Linked DNA regions of Homo sapiens: region 1 is linked to region 2. A link is a loop called in an ENCODE intact Hi-C map of the cell type or tissue named here. Cell type or tissue: heart right ventricle. All regions are shown on one strand. Links, peaks and the distances in the headings refer to the core of each region. The heading gives the core; the rest is flanking DNA.

Region 1 (7,986 bases), core at 1,151-6,150, 85 kb before region 2:
TTTTATTTTTTTATTTTAAGTAGAGACGGGGTTTCACCATGTTGGCCAGGCTGGTCTCGAACTCCAGACCTCAAGTGATCTGCCTGCCTCGGCCTCCCAAAGTGCTGGGATTACAGGCATGAGCCCCCACGCCCAGTCAGCACTTTCATTTCACTATTCTGTAAATCTGAAACTGCTCTAAAAAATAAATTTAAAAGACACATCAACTAAAGAAAAAAAATCAGGCTTTTAAAGAATTGAAGTTAGTGAAGTTAGTTTTATTCAGAGTCTTACTGAGGACTGCAACCAGGGAGAGCCCAGAGAATTTCTGTTAAACTACTCCAAAGCAGTGGGTCAGCACACTTTAAATATTAGGTGGTAGAGGTTCTGCCCAGGGGTTACATTAAAAGTGCCCAGAAGCTATATAAGATCAAAATATTTTCAAAGTTTGGGTGCGAGAGTAAGTCTAGGCATCATCATTAATCTTGTCCGTTAGGTACAGAAAAAGGCAAGGCCTAGATCTCTGAAAGTATCTTTTCTAAAAATGCAGTGACTCTGAGAGGTGGGAACCTGAGTTCTCTCCGCAGTCTTCAAGGCATTCTTCTGGAGGGCTGAGATGTTACTAAGTCAAGGGGTCTGAAATGCTGACAAACACAGTGAACAAACGTGGCTTTTTCACAGTGAGGGAGGACTATGCTGGGGGCCAGAAGCAGACGTTCGCTACTTTGTCTCACATTTACAATTCTCGGATTTGCTTCAAAACATTGCCCGAAGAGTGCCTGGGCTGCAGATGTAGACAAGATTAACCATGAATTGATAAGGTAGAAACTAGATGATAGGCACACAAGGGTTCCCTTATGAAATTGTTAGAAAAGTTCCATAGCAAAAAAAAAAAAAAACAAAACTTAAAAAGCTTGTCTTTAAGTAACACCAACAGGTATAATCACATGCCCTCAGTCAGGAAGCAAAGAAAAAAAGTATGAGCACGTGTGTGTTTACTTTCCAAGACCAGGCAGAGGCTGTTGATTATTTGGAAAACCTTGGAAGACCTTTAAGTGGCCACGGTGACCCAAGTGACCTTCGAGGAGACAAAGTCTGCATCTTTGCGCCCAAATTTGCCAAAGGCGTTGCCAGAGACATCTTTCTAGAAGAAGCTAGAACAAAATAAAAGTTTCTGCAAAGGAACTTTTTGAGCCTGTAACTAGAGCACAAGCTGCTTCCGGGGAAGGCGGAGGGAACACGTGGGCACATTGAGTTGCACGTGGACGCGGAGTGCGCAGGCGTGCGCTGAGGCCAGGAGGGCGCACTGGGGATTGGAGGCGAGGGAAGTGCAGGGCGCATCCCAGGCGGCAGGGCTCCCAGCATCGGCAGTCGCCATCACCGCCAGACCGCAGAGACAGGTTCGGATCCGCGGTCCTCTTGCCTCTTTCCAGGTCAGGGTTCCCAGGCGTATAGGGGAGGGAGAGGGCCTGCATGAAGGGGAAGGGAGGGGGCTTCGGTCGTTGGGGGCCAGACGTTGGGCGCTGGACGTTGAGGTTGGGCGTTGAGCGGGTACAAGGGGCCTGGAAGTGGAGAGAGGAGACTTGGAACCTTGCTGCGAGGGTTTGGTGTGGGAGGATTCTCTGAGTTTGGAAATAGCGCTTCCAGGCATCACTCCTTCAAATGCAAACGTTCACCTTCTCTCTAAGAGAAACTTGCATGTGGATTCAGTGCCTTCGTTTGACTAAAAATTACGATACAAACAATATTAACATTTACTAGACTTTTTTTTCCCTACTTTCCTCCTATAGGAAAGGAAGATGTGCTAGGGCATTTACTTAGATGTGGGTCAGCTGGCGCTAGTTTGTTTAAGGAGTTCCTGCTGTGTGCCAGTAGCTTTTCCGGGCCCTAGGGTCCTTGCTATAAATACGTTAGCCCTGCTGGGCTTCTGAACTAAGGGAGCTAAATGCTTCCAGCTTCCTTAGTGAGGCAGCACGGTGCTGTATGCTTAAATCCAAGGCCGTGGAGTCTGACCTGCGTTTTTATCTAAACTGTGTAAGGTGCTGGCCCTGGGTGGTTTGGTAAGTTATTCCAACTTCCCACGTCTCCCTTGTTTATCTGTAGGAATAACGAAATAAAAATACTTTAGTCCTCAAATTATTTTCATCTTAAGCCTGCAAGCTGGTTCCACAGGAATGGAAGAAATTTTGTGCTTGTAGGAGTGGTATAAAAGTAAAGCAGAAATAATAGCTGCCCTTTAAGCCCTTAGGAAGTACTAGCCACTGTGCTAAGTGATTTACTTCGTCTCTCATTTAATTCTCGTGATTAGGATTTGTGAGGAAGTTAACTACTGCCCTCTGCATTTTACAGTCGCTGAATCCTAGAAAGATGAAGTGATTTGCCCAAGATAGCGTGGCTAAATGAGGAAGACGAGACTTACCTGGCTGACTTAAGAGCTCATGCTTTACCGAAGCGTTGCGTTTTGTCTGTTTAAAACCGGAGTGTTTTTGTTTGTTCTTTGAGTAAGAGTTTCACTCTTGTTGCCCAGGCTGGAGTGCAATGGCGCGATCCCAGCTCACTGCAACCTCCGCCTCCCGGGTTCAAGCGATTCTCCAGCCTCAGCCTTCCTAGTAGCTGGGATTACAGGCCAGCCACCGGCGCCCTGCTAATTTTTGTATTTTTAGTAGAGACAGGGTTTCACCATGTTGGCCAGGCTGGTCTCCAACTCCTCACCTCAGGTGATCCGCCCACCTCGGCCTCCAAAGTGCTGGGATTACAGGCGTGAGCCACAGCGCCCAGCCAAAACCGGAGTGTTTTCTTTGAGTAGAATGGTTCTTGCAGAATACATGGGGTTGCCAGGAAGACAAAAGCAAACATCAGAGAAGGAAAAAAATGACAGCTGAGTATCTGTGCATACACTTTTGTTGTTAAAAGAACTCCAGCCTGTGGTATCCTAGAGGGAGAAGAAATGACTTACCCCACTATTCATAGTGTATCTTAGGAAGCCCCCAGCAACATCAGGGAGAACCGATAGGATTCCAAAGAAAAGAGAGGGTCTACCCTTAGGGAGCTTCAGGACTTAATGGGTTCAAAGCGTGAAGTACAGAACAAAGAAATCCAGAAAGCTGAGCCCTCATTTTTGCCTGTAGAACTATAGAAATGAGTCACTTTCAGTCCACTACTCTTCTAGTACATCAGTGATTCCTAATTCTGAGAAAATGAGGTACTCTTTAACGTAGAGAAATGTTGAGACCCTTCTAGTTAACCTTTTATGTTAGCTGAATCAACATTTAATTACTGTGGATTCCAGAATGATTAAATATATTTCTATTTATCACTAGTAGCATGAAAAAATAGTAGATTGTATATAGGGGGAATTATTTTAAAACTGGGTGAGGTTAGCCGATGTGGCTTCAGGGCCTGTGCAGCAATAATCTGTCACATTTGTTTACCTGGGTATCAAGTCTAAAGCCTGAGGTTGGGAATCACAGTATTATGCCATAGGGCCTGCCTACTTGTGATTCAGATATTCCCAGTGGTTGATACAGGATGAACCAAGTAGGAATAGATGCTAAGTCTTACTGGTGTTTTGTAATGTTAAAAATTCACGGCCCAGTGCGGTGGCTCACACCTGTAATTCCAGCGCTTCGGGAGGCTGAGGCGGGCGGATCACCTGAGGTTAGGAGTTTGAGACCAGTCTGGTGAAACCCCGTCTCTACTAAAAATACAAAAATTAGCCGGGCGTGATGGGGCATGCCTGTAGTCCCAGCTACTTGGGAGGCTGGGGCAGGAGAATTGTTTGAACCCAGGATGCAGAGGTTGCAGTGAGCCGGAGATCATGCCGCTGCACTCCATTCTGGGCGATGGAGCGAGACAACATCTCAAAAAAAAAAAAAAAAATTCACCCTTAAAAGCCTATTCTGTATCCCAGTTGTGGTGGCTGCCTAAATCTATGCCTGCGTTACATTCATAGAACTGTAAATCAAAGAAATCAAAGTCCATGTAATGGTATGATAATTACATATTTAAAAATAAATTCCAAAAGGTTTTAGGTGACTGAACGTTTTATCTGGATTCACAGTAGTACTGGCCACCTGCTCCAAAAGTTAATGCATAAATGGTAGTGTTCAAACTCAGGGACATCCTGACTTTCCTGTTGACGGGCTGCCAACCCGTGTCTGGAATCTTGTATTCCATTATGAGAGTCATGTCAGTATAAGAGTCTCAGATATTTTTGAAAGGTTGTGGTCACAGGGCAGCAACAGCTGGGAAGGGGAACCATTTTACAAAAAACACTGCAGCACAATTGGCTGTCCCGAATGAAAGGAAACAAGAAGTTTGTGGTCCCAGAACAGGTGTAGATGTCTATTTGCCCTGGGTGTTGTAACGAAAATTCCTGAATAGGGTGAGTCCTTCAAACATTCTCCAAATAGGGTGGACCTTCTTTTAAGTAAAAATCCTCTTTATTTGCTACTTAAACTTTATCGTGAGTCTAACGCGGATGTTGTTTCTAAAGTCAAATATATTTACTAATTTTTGGATTTTGGAGGAATTGTTTTGAGACATGAAGTTTTGTTATTAAATTTCAGTAAACCTCATAGCCTGATGTGCTTCTCCACTTAAGACTGCCAGATGTCATTTCGGACAGCAGGTGTCATTTTCCCTGTCCAGGTTGGCATGAAAGCAGTGCAATAGTGCATTTAAAATAGTTTTTATCATACGAATATCTTTTTTTTTTTTTTTGAGACAGTCTTGCTCTGTAGCCCAGGCTGGAATGCAGTGGCGTGATCTCAGCTCACTGCAAGCTCGCCTCCTGGGTTCATGCCATTCTTCTGCCTCAGCCTCCCGAGTAGCTGGGACTACAGGCACCCGCCACCATGCCCAGCTAATTTTTTGTATTTTTAGTAGAGACGGGGTTTCACTGTGTTAGCCAGGATGGTCTCAATCTCCTGACCTCGTGATCCGCCCGCCTCAGCCTCCCAAAGTGCTGGGATTACAGGTGTGAGCCACCGCTCCCGGCCAATCATACGAATATCTTTTGAATGCCTAGTTCTATAAAGCACCATGGTGGATATTGCAGGAAGTCAAAGGTATTTTTGTTCAGATTTTTAAAAATAAGAGTTCCTGCACTCAGGCAACTTAAAATAATTTAAATGACAGATATAACTGTCTATAGGTAACTGTAATACAGGGTATTGAGGCGCTGACTGTAGATTGACAGCCAGCATGAGTTACTAAGTAAGGACAGTGTTATGAAAGACTCTCGGGTGTAACACACAGCAGCATACTGAGGATCCAACTCAGTGTCTTAAGAAGATGACTATACGCTAGTTTTATGGTTTAAATATTGCTTTGATCCTTTACTTGATTTAGAATTAAGTTACCACATTTTTGGAAAAAAGGTTTACTATTAGATGATACTTCAGTCTTAAAAATGTTTTCATCTATAAAAATGATTCATTCAATATAATTTGGAAAATGAAAAAGACAGTGAAAAAGATATCCTCATCAACCCACCTACCCCAGAATACTCATTGTTATTTATAATGTAATATGTTTCATTCATCTTTTTTTAACCTGGAGTTTTGATTTTCTTTTGCGGTTATAATTATATTGAATATACAGGTTTTTTACTGCTTTTTCATTTGCCATTCTAACAGACATTTTACGGTGTTTCTGGAAACTAAGATTCTGAATGATAGTATAATAGGCTGTCTATTAAAGCCATCACAGTTAACTTTTTTTTTTTTTTTTTTTTGAGACAGTCTCGCTTCGTTGCCCAAGCTGGAGTGCAGTGGCGCAATTTTGGCTCGCTGCAACCTCTGCCTCCCAGATTCTAGGCGATTCTCCCACCTCAGCCTCCTGAGTAGCTGGGATTACAGGAGCCCACCACTCCTTGGCCTCCCAAAGTGCTGAGATTACACGTGTGAGCCACTGTGTCCGTGCCTTTTTTGCTATTTTGAACGGGACATTTTTATATATGGCATTTTTTGGTATTTAGGATTATTTTAATGGCATGATTTCTAGATGTAGAGGTACCAAGTCAGTGGCTAGGAATGCTTTTTAAAAACCCCATAGATATATACTTATATATTTCTAAATTGCTTCCCAGAAAGAGTATATTAATTGATACTCCCTTCAGTAATGAGTGGCTTAATTTTTTAATTGCACCCACTAGGCAGAAAATGCATACTTATTTCAATTTGAATTTTTTTTTTTTTTACTATAAATAGGGTTGAATGCTTTTCCCCTTATGTTTATGAACTTACCTTCTTCCTCTCTGCATTCTGTTCATGCCTTTTTGTCATTTATTTTACTGTATTGATTGGCCTGCAAATAACAGCTTATTTGATGCCTCAGCGTGTCTCTGCATAGGCAAACCAGAGCTGGAGTGATGACGCAAAGGAACCGCCAGACACACTTGGCTCTGCATTTTCTCCTTCACCATCCTCAGGCTGTGCTTATTACTCCCTAATTACAAAATGGGTGATAAGTCTCCAGGCCTCAGGAATGTGTTGCAGGAAGAAAGGGGTGAAGGCCTGTGCTAGCCACATCTGTTCCTGTTCTTCAGGATAGGGAAGAGCTTTCTCAGAAGCCCCCCTCAGGAGAACTCTGTGGCCAGTAGTGTCGCTAACTGTAGCTGGCAAATCAGAGGTTGAATAGCGTTTGAGTCTGCTACAGTTTCTGGAGGTTCTTAATATTTATCCCACTTTTGAAAAGGTATCAAATTTGTCATCTTTGTGATAGTATTTCCTGGACTCTTTGCTATTTTGGTAAGTTTTAATTGTCACATGGTTATGTTTGCTATCATTTCCTTTGTGATTTTTTTAACTACTTTTAAACTAAAGAAACTCTTCACCTGTGGCTATTGCAGTCTGATTCTCTGTGAAGCATAATCTGAGATGGAGATTTGTGTGTATTGTGATGAGTGAATGTAGCATGTATGATACTAGTTTTTTTGTAGTCGAGGTGGTTTTTGCAGTCCAGCATATACTCAGTGTTGAAAAAAAGGAATATTCTTGGTTGTATTAGTCCCAATTAGGTCAAGTTTATTGTTACTCATACAGTCTTTACTATCGCCTGTTTTCTGAGTAGTAGTTGTCTAAGATAGATGTGTCCTAATCATAGTGGACTGAATTTCTTCTCCTTCAGTCGGGTTTTGTTTTACACACCTCAAAACAACATTATAATGATTCAAAGATTCCTGGCTGCTTTATCTCCTTGGAGTGTTTGTTTTTTGTTTTTGAGACAGAGTCTCATTCTGTTGCCCAGATTGGCGTGCAGTGGCATCATCTCTGCTCACTGCGACCTCTGACTCCTGGGTTCAAGCTATTCTCCTGCCTCAGCCTCCCGAGTAGCTGGGACTACAGGTGCGTGCCACCACACCCAGCTAATTTTTGTATTTTTAATAGAGACAGGGTTTCACCATGTTGGTCAGGCTGGTCTCGAACTCCTGACCTCAAGTAATCCACCTGCCTTGGCCTCCCAAAATGCTTGGATTACAGGCGTGAGCCACTGTGCCCAGCCTATGTTTTCTTAATTAATGTAAAATATCTTCACGTGTCTCAATAGTTTCTACCTTGAGTTTGATTTTATGTGCTACTGATATTAACATTATATCTTTTTTGTTTTCTTTTATTTCAAGGCGGAGTTTTGCTCTTGTTGCCCAGGCTGGAGTGCAATGGTGTGATCTTGGCTCACTGTAACCTCCACCTCCCAGGATCAAGCCATTCTCCTGCCTCAGCCTCCCAAGTAGCTGGGATTACAGGCGTACACCACCACGCCTGGCTAATTTTTTGTATTTTTAGTAGAGACAGAGTTTCACCATGTTGTCCAGGCTGGTCTCGAACTCCTGACCTCAAGTGATCCACCTGCCTTGGCCTCCCAAAGTGCTTGAATTACAGGCATGAGCCACCGTGCCTGGCCTAACGTTACATCTTTTAGTTGTTTGCATAGCACATATTTTAGTCCTTTTACTTGGAACCTTACCATATAATTTGGTTATATGTGTGCCTTTTGTGCCTAACA
Region 2 (7,986 bases), core at 1,914-6,913:
GAAGGCAAAGGTGGGGGGGCAGGTGCATCACATGGCGAGAGCAGGAGCAAGAGAGAGGAGGAGGTGACACACATTTTAAAACAACCAGATCTTATGTGAACTCACTCATCGCCAATGGATGGTGCTACGCCATTCAGGAGGGATCCGCCCCCATGATCTAGACAACTTGTACTAGGCCCCACCTCCAACACTGGATTACAGTTCAACATGAGATTTGGAGGGGACAAACCTCCAAACAATATCGCCCTCTAAATATATATATAGTCATATGTTTACTTACATTATAAGTTAGCTGATGTGTACATCTGAATATGATATGTGTGTTTATGCTCATATGTTTTTATACACTTATATTTTGTGTATATTTTATATATTATATATACATATAATATATATGAATGTGATATGTAAATATATGCATATATACATATGCACATATTGACACATACATGTATATACATACACACATATATATAATGTTCTTCACAAGCCCTCATAGAATAATGACTTGATTTGCCCCTTGCCACTCTGGTCTGTGGATCCACTCTGGGCTCCTGCTGCCCCTTGTACTAGTGTCCACTGAAGTCCTCTGAAGTCCATGGTCACAGCCATTTATGGCTGTCTCCTCCCATTGCAAAGGCTCTGAGCTCTGAGGGCCTTTTTCCAGTTGCAAGCCTCTGTAGGTCTACCAGTGCTCTCAAGAAGCCTGAGGCCCCACAATGGGCACAGCAGGGACTCTGGGAGCCCTGCAGGCCTCAAGAATGTCCTAGTAACCCTCACTGACTTTTATCTTAGACTCTCTATCCCAGCCCTTTCCTCTGCCGTCGAACAGATCAAGCGGCAAGTCATCATGCAAGAAAGTACAAAAGGAAAGAGCTCATTAATATGTGTTTATAAAATACAGTAGTGCACATCGGCCTTTTCTTCTTCCCCTGGAGCCTTGTGCCCTTGGGGCCTCCGAGAATTGGCTTCTTACAGAGAACAGTCTCAGCCTTGCTCCGTATCTTTGACTAAGACACACAGTGCAGGGGCTTCCTCCCAGATTTGTGGAATCACTGTCTGCTCTTGGTATATTTAGGAATATGCGCTTTGTTTTTGAAGCACAGTCTCACTGTGTTGCCTAGGCTGGAGTGCAGTGGTGCTATATTGGCTCACTGCAACCTCCACCTCCCAGGCTCAAGCCATCCTCCCACCTCAGCCTCCCAAGTAGCTGGGACTGCAGGCATGTGCCACCACACTGGGCTAATTTTTCTATTTTTGTAGAGATGGGGTTTCCCCATGTTGCCCAGGCTGGTCTTGAACTGCTGAGCTCAAGCAATCCACCTGTCTTGCCCTCCCAAGGTGCTGGGATTACAGGTGTGAGCCACTGTGCCCAGCCAGGAATCTCCCCCATTTTTTTTTTTTTTTTTTTTTTTTGTGAGACGAAGTCTCACTCTGTTGCCCAGGCTGGAGTGCAGTGGCACGATCTCTGCTCACTGCAAGCTCTGCCTCCTGGGTTCACACCATCCTCCTGCCTCAGCCTCCCGAGTAGCTGGGACTACAGGAGCCCGCCACCACGCCTGGCTAATTTTTTGTATTTTTTAGTCGAGATGGGGTTTCACTGTGTTAGCCAGGATGGTCTTGATCTCCTGACCTTGTGATCTGCCCGCCTTGGCTTCCCAGAGTGCTGGGATTACAGGTGTGAGCCACCGTGCCTGGCCGAATCTGCACTTTTAAAAGGCGTCTCCCCACCCTCCCCTGTGACTGTTACACACGCTAACTTTTTAAAAACAGCTTTATGGAGATATATTTTATATGCCATAAAGTTAACACATTTAATGTGTACAATTCAATAGTTTTGAATATATTTACAGAGTTAAGCAACTTTTACCCTATTCTAATTTTTGAACATTTTTATCACCTCACAAAGAAACCTTGTAAGTAGACATTGTTCCAAAGAAGATAGACAAATGGCCAATAAGTACACAAAAAGATTGTCAACATCATTAACTATTAAGGAAATGCAGATCAGAACCTTAGTGAGCTACCATGTCATAGCCACTACGATGGCTCAGAGACTGACAAAAACAAGTGTTGGTAAAGCTGTGGATAAAGTACAGCCCTCATCCATTGCTTGTGGGATTTGTAAGTGGTGCCTGCCACATTGGAAAAAGGTTTGGCAGTTCCTCAAAATGTTAAACATAGATTTAGCATATGACCCAGCAATTCCACTTCAGGAGAGTTAAAAACACGTGCACACGAAAATAGTTGTATGCTAATGTTCATACCAGTGCTGTTTATAGCAGCTCCAAAACAGAAACAACACAAAATATCCAACTAATGCATGTATAAACAAAATGTTGTATATCCAAACAATGGAATACTATTCAACTGTAAGAATGAACAAAATACTGATTCATGGTACAGCATGGAGGAATCTTGAAAACATTAGGCTAAGTGAAAGAAGCCAGGCATAGCAGGTCATATACTATATGATTCCACGTTTTCTTTTTTTTTTTTGAGATGGAGTCTTGCTCTGTTGCCCAGGCTGGAGTGCGGTGGTGCTATCTCGGCTCAATGCAAGCTCCACCTCCTAGGTTCACACCATTCTCCTGCCTCAGCCTCCCAAGTAGCTGGGACTGTGGGTGCCCGCCACCACGCCCGGCTAATTTTTTTTGTATTTTTAGTAGAGATGGGGTTTCACCGTTTTAGCCAGGATGGTCACTATCTCCTGACCTCGTGATCTGCCTGCCTTGGCCTCCCAAAGTGCTGGAATTACAGGCGTGAGCCACTGTGCTCGGCCAACTTTTTTTTCTTTTTTTGAGATGGAGTCTCATTCTGTCGCCCTGGCTGGAGTGCAATGGCACGATCTTGGCTCACTGTCACCTCCACCTCCCGGGTTCAAGCGATTCTCCTGCCTCAGCCTCCCGAGTAGCTAGGACTATAGGCGCTCGTCACCATGCCTGGCTAATTTTTGTATTTTTAGTAGAGACGGGGTTTTGCCATGTTGGCTAGGCTGGTCTCGAACTCCTGACCTCAGGTGATCCACCTGCCTTGGCCTCCCAAAGTGCTGGGATTAGAGGCATGAGTCACCATGCCTGGCCATGATTCTACTTTTTGTGAAGTGTCTAGAATAGGCAAATACATGAAGATAAAAAGTGGATTAGTCATTGCCAGGGGCTGACGGGAATGAGGAATGGCTGCTAATGGTACAGGGCTTCTTTTTGGGGTAAAGAATAGATTTTGGACTTAGATAGTGGTGATGGTTGCACAGCTTTGTGAATATACTAAATATCACTGAATTGTACACTTTAAAAGTGTGAATTTTATGTTATGTAAGTTATCAATAAGGTAGTTTAAAAAAAAAATTTACCCATTATATGCAGTATGCATTTTCGGAGGAAAAGGCTGTTGGTTTAAGTTTAGGGCTAAAAGTCAAAGACCATTTGAGTGACTTTGACTCAAAGAATTCACCTCTGCTCTTGTCTGAAAAACTAATCAAATCTCAAAGAATTGGTACAAAAAGGAGCAAGGAGCATTAGAGATCATCTGGTATGTTTTCCCTCCCTTATTTTACAGAGGAGGATATTGAGGCTAAGAAGAAACAGGGGCCCTGGCCAGGATCAGTGGGTTACACTGCCAATCCAATAGGCCCCACCCAGCTGTCCTTTCCCACCTCTCACCACGCTCCCTCTCCCACACCCCCTAGATGATTAGTTGAGCTGCTTTTCAGCTGTGTTGAGGTCATAACTAAGGGCTTGAGAGCATTATTTATGACATATGAAATGGAGAGACACACTAAGATTGAGGACATTGAGGGTGGAGAATGAAGACTTCTTATGTGTCTGAACAAGGTCTGCTCTTCTGGGGCTGTGTATGATTAGCACTTATGTTTCCTAGGACAACTGTAAGTGACAACAAACAAGGAAAGGAGGCACTGATTTTTGGCCCCAGTTGTGGGGTCACTGAGGACACTAAAAATGAAGACAGGCTGTTATGAATCAGAATGGAGGAACATGGGCCAAATGGGAGTGATGACCTCCCCGGAGCACTTTGTTCTTTTTCTACAGTGAAGTTTTCTTTTTAAATTTTCAACTTTTGGCCGGGCGCGGTGGCTCACGTCTGTAATCCCAGCACTTTGGGAGGCCGAGGTGGGCAGATCACGAGGTCGGGATATCGAGACCATCCTGGCTAAAACGGTGAAACCCCATCTCTACTAAAAATACAAAAAATTAGCCGGGCGTGGTGGCGGGCGCCTGTAGTCCCAGCTACTCGGGAGGCTGAGGCAGGAGAATGGCATGAACCCAGGAGGCAGAGCTTGCAGTGAGCCGAGATCGCGCCACTGCACTCCAGCCTGGGTGACAGAGCAAGACTCCGTCTCAAAGAAAAAAAAAAATTAAACTTTGTAGGTACGTAGTAGGTATATATATGTATGGGGTATGTGAGATGTTTTGATACAAGCATGCAATGAGTAATCATCATGTCAGGGAGAATGGGGTATCCATCCCCTCGAGTGACAGTGAAATGTTAGATGCTTGACTGATTAGGACAGCTCAACTCAAACCCAGGACACTTGCCTTTCCAGACCGAGGCAGTCCCCCAAAAGTATGTTTTGAGGTAGTGAAGAAACCACTCTGACAACCACCTTATTGCTACCTTGCAAGAAGTTTAAAAAACATTGCAGTCAAACCTTCCAACATTGCACCCCACGATGACATAAAATCAAGATAAGACCTGGCTGGTGATTGGTTCCTGAATGCACAGAGCTCCTGGCCTGCTGGCTGCCCGGGCTTGCTCATTTCATTAATCTCATAGTAACACAACCCTGTGTTTACTGTGACTGAATTTTTTGGACTCCCTCCATAGCTTTGTCTCCACTTTACCTTGGCAGAAAACGGTTGATAGCCTTCCCCGGCCCCTTTCAAACCACATTAACGTTTAAATATGGCTTTTGGGTTAGAATTACAAAGCATTTTGTCCTTTTTTTTCCCCCTTAATATTATTTGGTATGTGCTTTTACATAAAGCTGTATTATTTTTCATGTTGATTGTTTTTAATGATTATTTAATAATCCAAGTTCAGGTATCACAATATATTTAATTATTCTCCTAAAAGGTAACATTTGATTCCAGAATTTTTGTCTATTGCTGGAAAAAAAAGCTGTAATCAACATCCCTGTACCTACAGTGGGTTTTCTTTTCTTTCTTTTTCATTTTGAGACGGAGTTTCACTCTTGTCACCCAGGCTGGAGTGCAGTGGTGCAATCTCAGCTCACTGCAACCTCCGCCTCCCAGGTTCAAGTGATTCTCCTGCCTCAGACTCTCCCGAGTAGCTGGGATTACAGGCACCCGCCACCATGCCCGGCTAATTTTTGTATTTTTAGTAGAGATGGGGTTTCACCATCTTGGCCAGGCTGGTCTTGAACTCCTGACCTCAGGTGATCCACCCGCTTCGGCCTCCCAAAGTGCTGGGATTACAGTTGTGAGCCACCGCGCCGGCTGGGTTTTCTTATGAATTATTATTATTGTTATTTTTAAGACAGGGTCTTTCTCTGTCACCCAGGCTGGAATGCAGTGGGGCAATCTCAGCTCACTGCAACCTCTGCCTACCTGGTTCAAGCGATTCTCCTGCCTCAGCCTCCCGATAGCTGGGATTACAGGCCCCCGCCACCACACCTGGCTAATTTTTTTTTTTTTTTGTATTTTTAGTAGAGATGAGGTTTCGCCATGTTAGCCAGGCTGGTCTCAAATTCCTGACCTCAGGTGATCCACCCACCTCGGCCTTCCAAAGTGCTGAGATTACAGGCATGAGCCACAGTGCCTGGCTTCTTATGAATTATTTTTCTTAGTCCGTTTCATGGCCTGCTGACATCAGAATGACCTGCAGGAAGGTGAGGGAGGAGGGGAGGGAGTGCTGGTTTGAAATCTAGATTTTCAGGCCAGGTTACAGACCCACCAATTTGGACTGTCAGGGAATAGGACCTGAAAATCTACATCATTAAGTCTCCTGAGAGATTTTTATGAACACTAGAATTTGAGACTAGACTCAAAAGATAAACTTCTTACAGTAGGCTGCTGTGGGTTCATTTTGGTAACAGCCACCCACTAGGTCCTCAGAGGTGCTAGACCCAGTATTTCATCCTCTAACAATACTATTTCTTTCCCCTTTTAACATGGAAGGAAACTGGGACTCAGGTCAAGTAACTTTTCCAAGTTTACCTGCTAAGATATTTCAGAACTAATATTTGAGCCCCTCCACCTCTGGAACTCATGTTCTTAATTACCTGTCTGCACTGATAGCAAAATGTTTTGATTCTAGCCCTCCCACCCCCCACCCCCAAAAGTTCATACATGGCAGTCATAACCCCCAAGACAGTAGCTGATCTGTGAACCTTCAACTTGCAACCTAGTTTAGTTCAATTTGAGAGAAATTAGAAAAATTCTGGTGAGACTCTGGCCTCAGAGCCCCCTGTCTGGGTTCAAGTCCTGCCTTCGCCACTCATGAGTGGCATAACCTTAGTTTAGACCCTTCTCTGGACTCTCCTATTCCAGAGAGCTGTGGTGAGAATTATATGGGCATATGCTAAGCATATATAGGTAAACATAGGTTGAGCACAGCGCCTGGCACACGCTAAGTGCCCAGGAAATATTAGCAGTTACTGTCACTATTCTCTGAGTGGGGTTTCCTCGTTTGTTAAACGTAGAAATAGACCCTGAGCTCAGAACAGACTCTTAGGCAGAAGTGCTTCCTGGAGTAAGCGGAGGGATTTCTTTTTCTTTTTTCTTTTTTTTTTTTTTGAGACGGAGTCTCGCTCTGTCGCTGAGGCTGGAGTGCAGTGGCGCGATCTTGGCTCACTGCAAGCTCCGCCTCCCAGGTTCACGCCATTCTCCTGCCTCAGCCTCCCGAGTAGCTGGGACGACAGGCACCCGCCACCATGCCTGGCTAATTTTTTTGTATTTTTAGTAGCAACAGGGTTTTACCATGTTAGCCAGGATGGTCTCGATCTCTTGACCTTGTGAAACGCCCGCCTCGGCCTTCCAAAGTGCTGGGCCTTCCAAAGTGCTGGGATTACAGGCGTGAGCCACCGCGCCCGGCCAAGCGGAGGGATTTCTTCTCACTTCTCAGAGGTCAAGCCATGGGGAATCTCACCTTACCTTGGTCGCAAGCCAGCAGACAGTTTTCTTGTGGTAACCCTTAACAGGGTGCTGAGGTAGAGAGGGTGACAGCATTGGTATCACTGTGCTGAGCAACGTGAAGGGTAAGTACCGTCAGGCCTGTGCAGTGGGCAGCCTGGGCTCTCATGTCCCTGAAACTTAATTTCTCTGTAACCACAGGCTGATGGTTGTGAAGAGAGAGGCCCAGACCCATTAGAAAATCTGGATGGGCCAGGCGTGGTGGCCCACGCCTGTAATCCCAGCGCTTTGGGAGGCCAGGGCGGGCAGATCACCTGAGGTCAGGAGTTTGAGACCAGCCTGGTCAACATGGTGAAACCCTGTCTCTACTAAAAATACAAAAATTAGCAGGGCATGGTGGTGAGTGCCTGTAGTCCCAGCTACTCGGGAGGCTGAGGCAGGAGAATCGCTTAAGCCCAGGTGGTGGAGGTTGCAGTGAGCTGAGAGTATGCCACAACACTCCAGCCTGGGTGACAGAGTGAGACTCTGTCTCAAAAAAATAAGAAAACAAAATCTGGCTGGAACCCAAGCCTTCCCCTGAAGGTGGTAGATGGAAAGGAAAAACAGTTTAATTCTGAAGGGGCCAAGGGCAGACCCCTGTGAGAAACAGAAAAGAGTATGGGGAACAAGCACTTTTTCTTTTCACTCCTGAAGCTGTGAGCCTGTAGGAGTGATAATGATCAGATGGACCACAAGGGAGGGGAGGCTTTGGGGAAAGAAGGCAAGGACTGGTTTAGAACCTCAGGATCCAAGAACATAGCCAGGAGGCCATAGGGCTCACTGGCCAGTGGGTAGAGGAGCAGGTTGCTTCAAAGCCACCGAAGCACCTTGGCTT

The links. A loop is a pair of places that touch in the nucleus more often than their neighbours do. Peaks named below come from ENCODE experiments on the same cell type or tissue, not always from the same donor. Only the 100,000 strongest peaks of a DNase experiment are listed, where the experiment ranks them.
Region 1: it touches region 2 in a loop (3-fold over the local background); 11 of 110 quality-filtered maps call a loop at or near these places.

What each region holds. Positions count from the first base shown.
Region 1 is chr10:114,178,005-114,185,990 of GRCh38, forward strand. TDRD1 (tudor domain containing 1) reads left to right here and starts at 1,349. Exons shown (of 25, transcript NM_001395205.1): 1 at 1,349-1,412. In heart right ventricle, for the core only: no CTCF peak of the experiment used is centred there; a DNase peak (open chromatin) is centred at 4,127; H3K4me3 peaks cover 587 bases; H3K27ac peaks cover 1,055 bases.
Region 2 is chr10:114,261,937-114,269,922 of GRCh38, forward strand. The region is part of intron 5 of VWA2 (von Willebrand factor A domain containing 2); the gene reads left to right. Among named protein-coding and RNA genes, the nearest start is that of VWA2, 27 kb to the left of the region's middle. RefSeq lists a silencer at 3,021-3,221. In heart right ventricle, for the core only: no CTCF peak of the experiment used is centred there; DNase peaks (open chromatin) are centred at 3,635, 4,035 and 4,757; H3K27ac peaks cover 2,158 bases.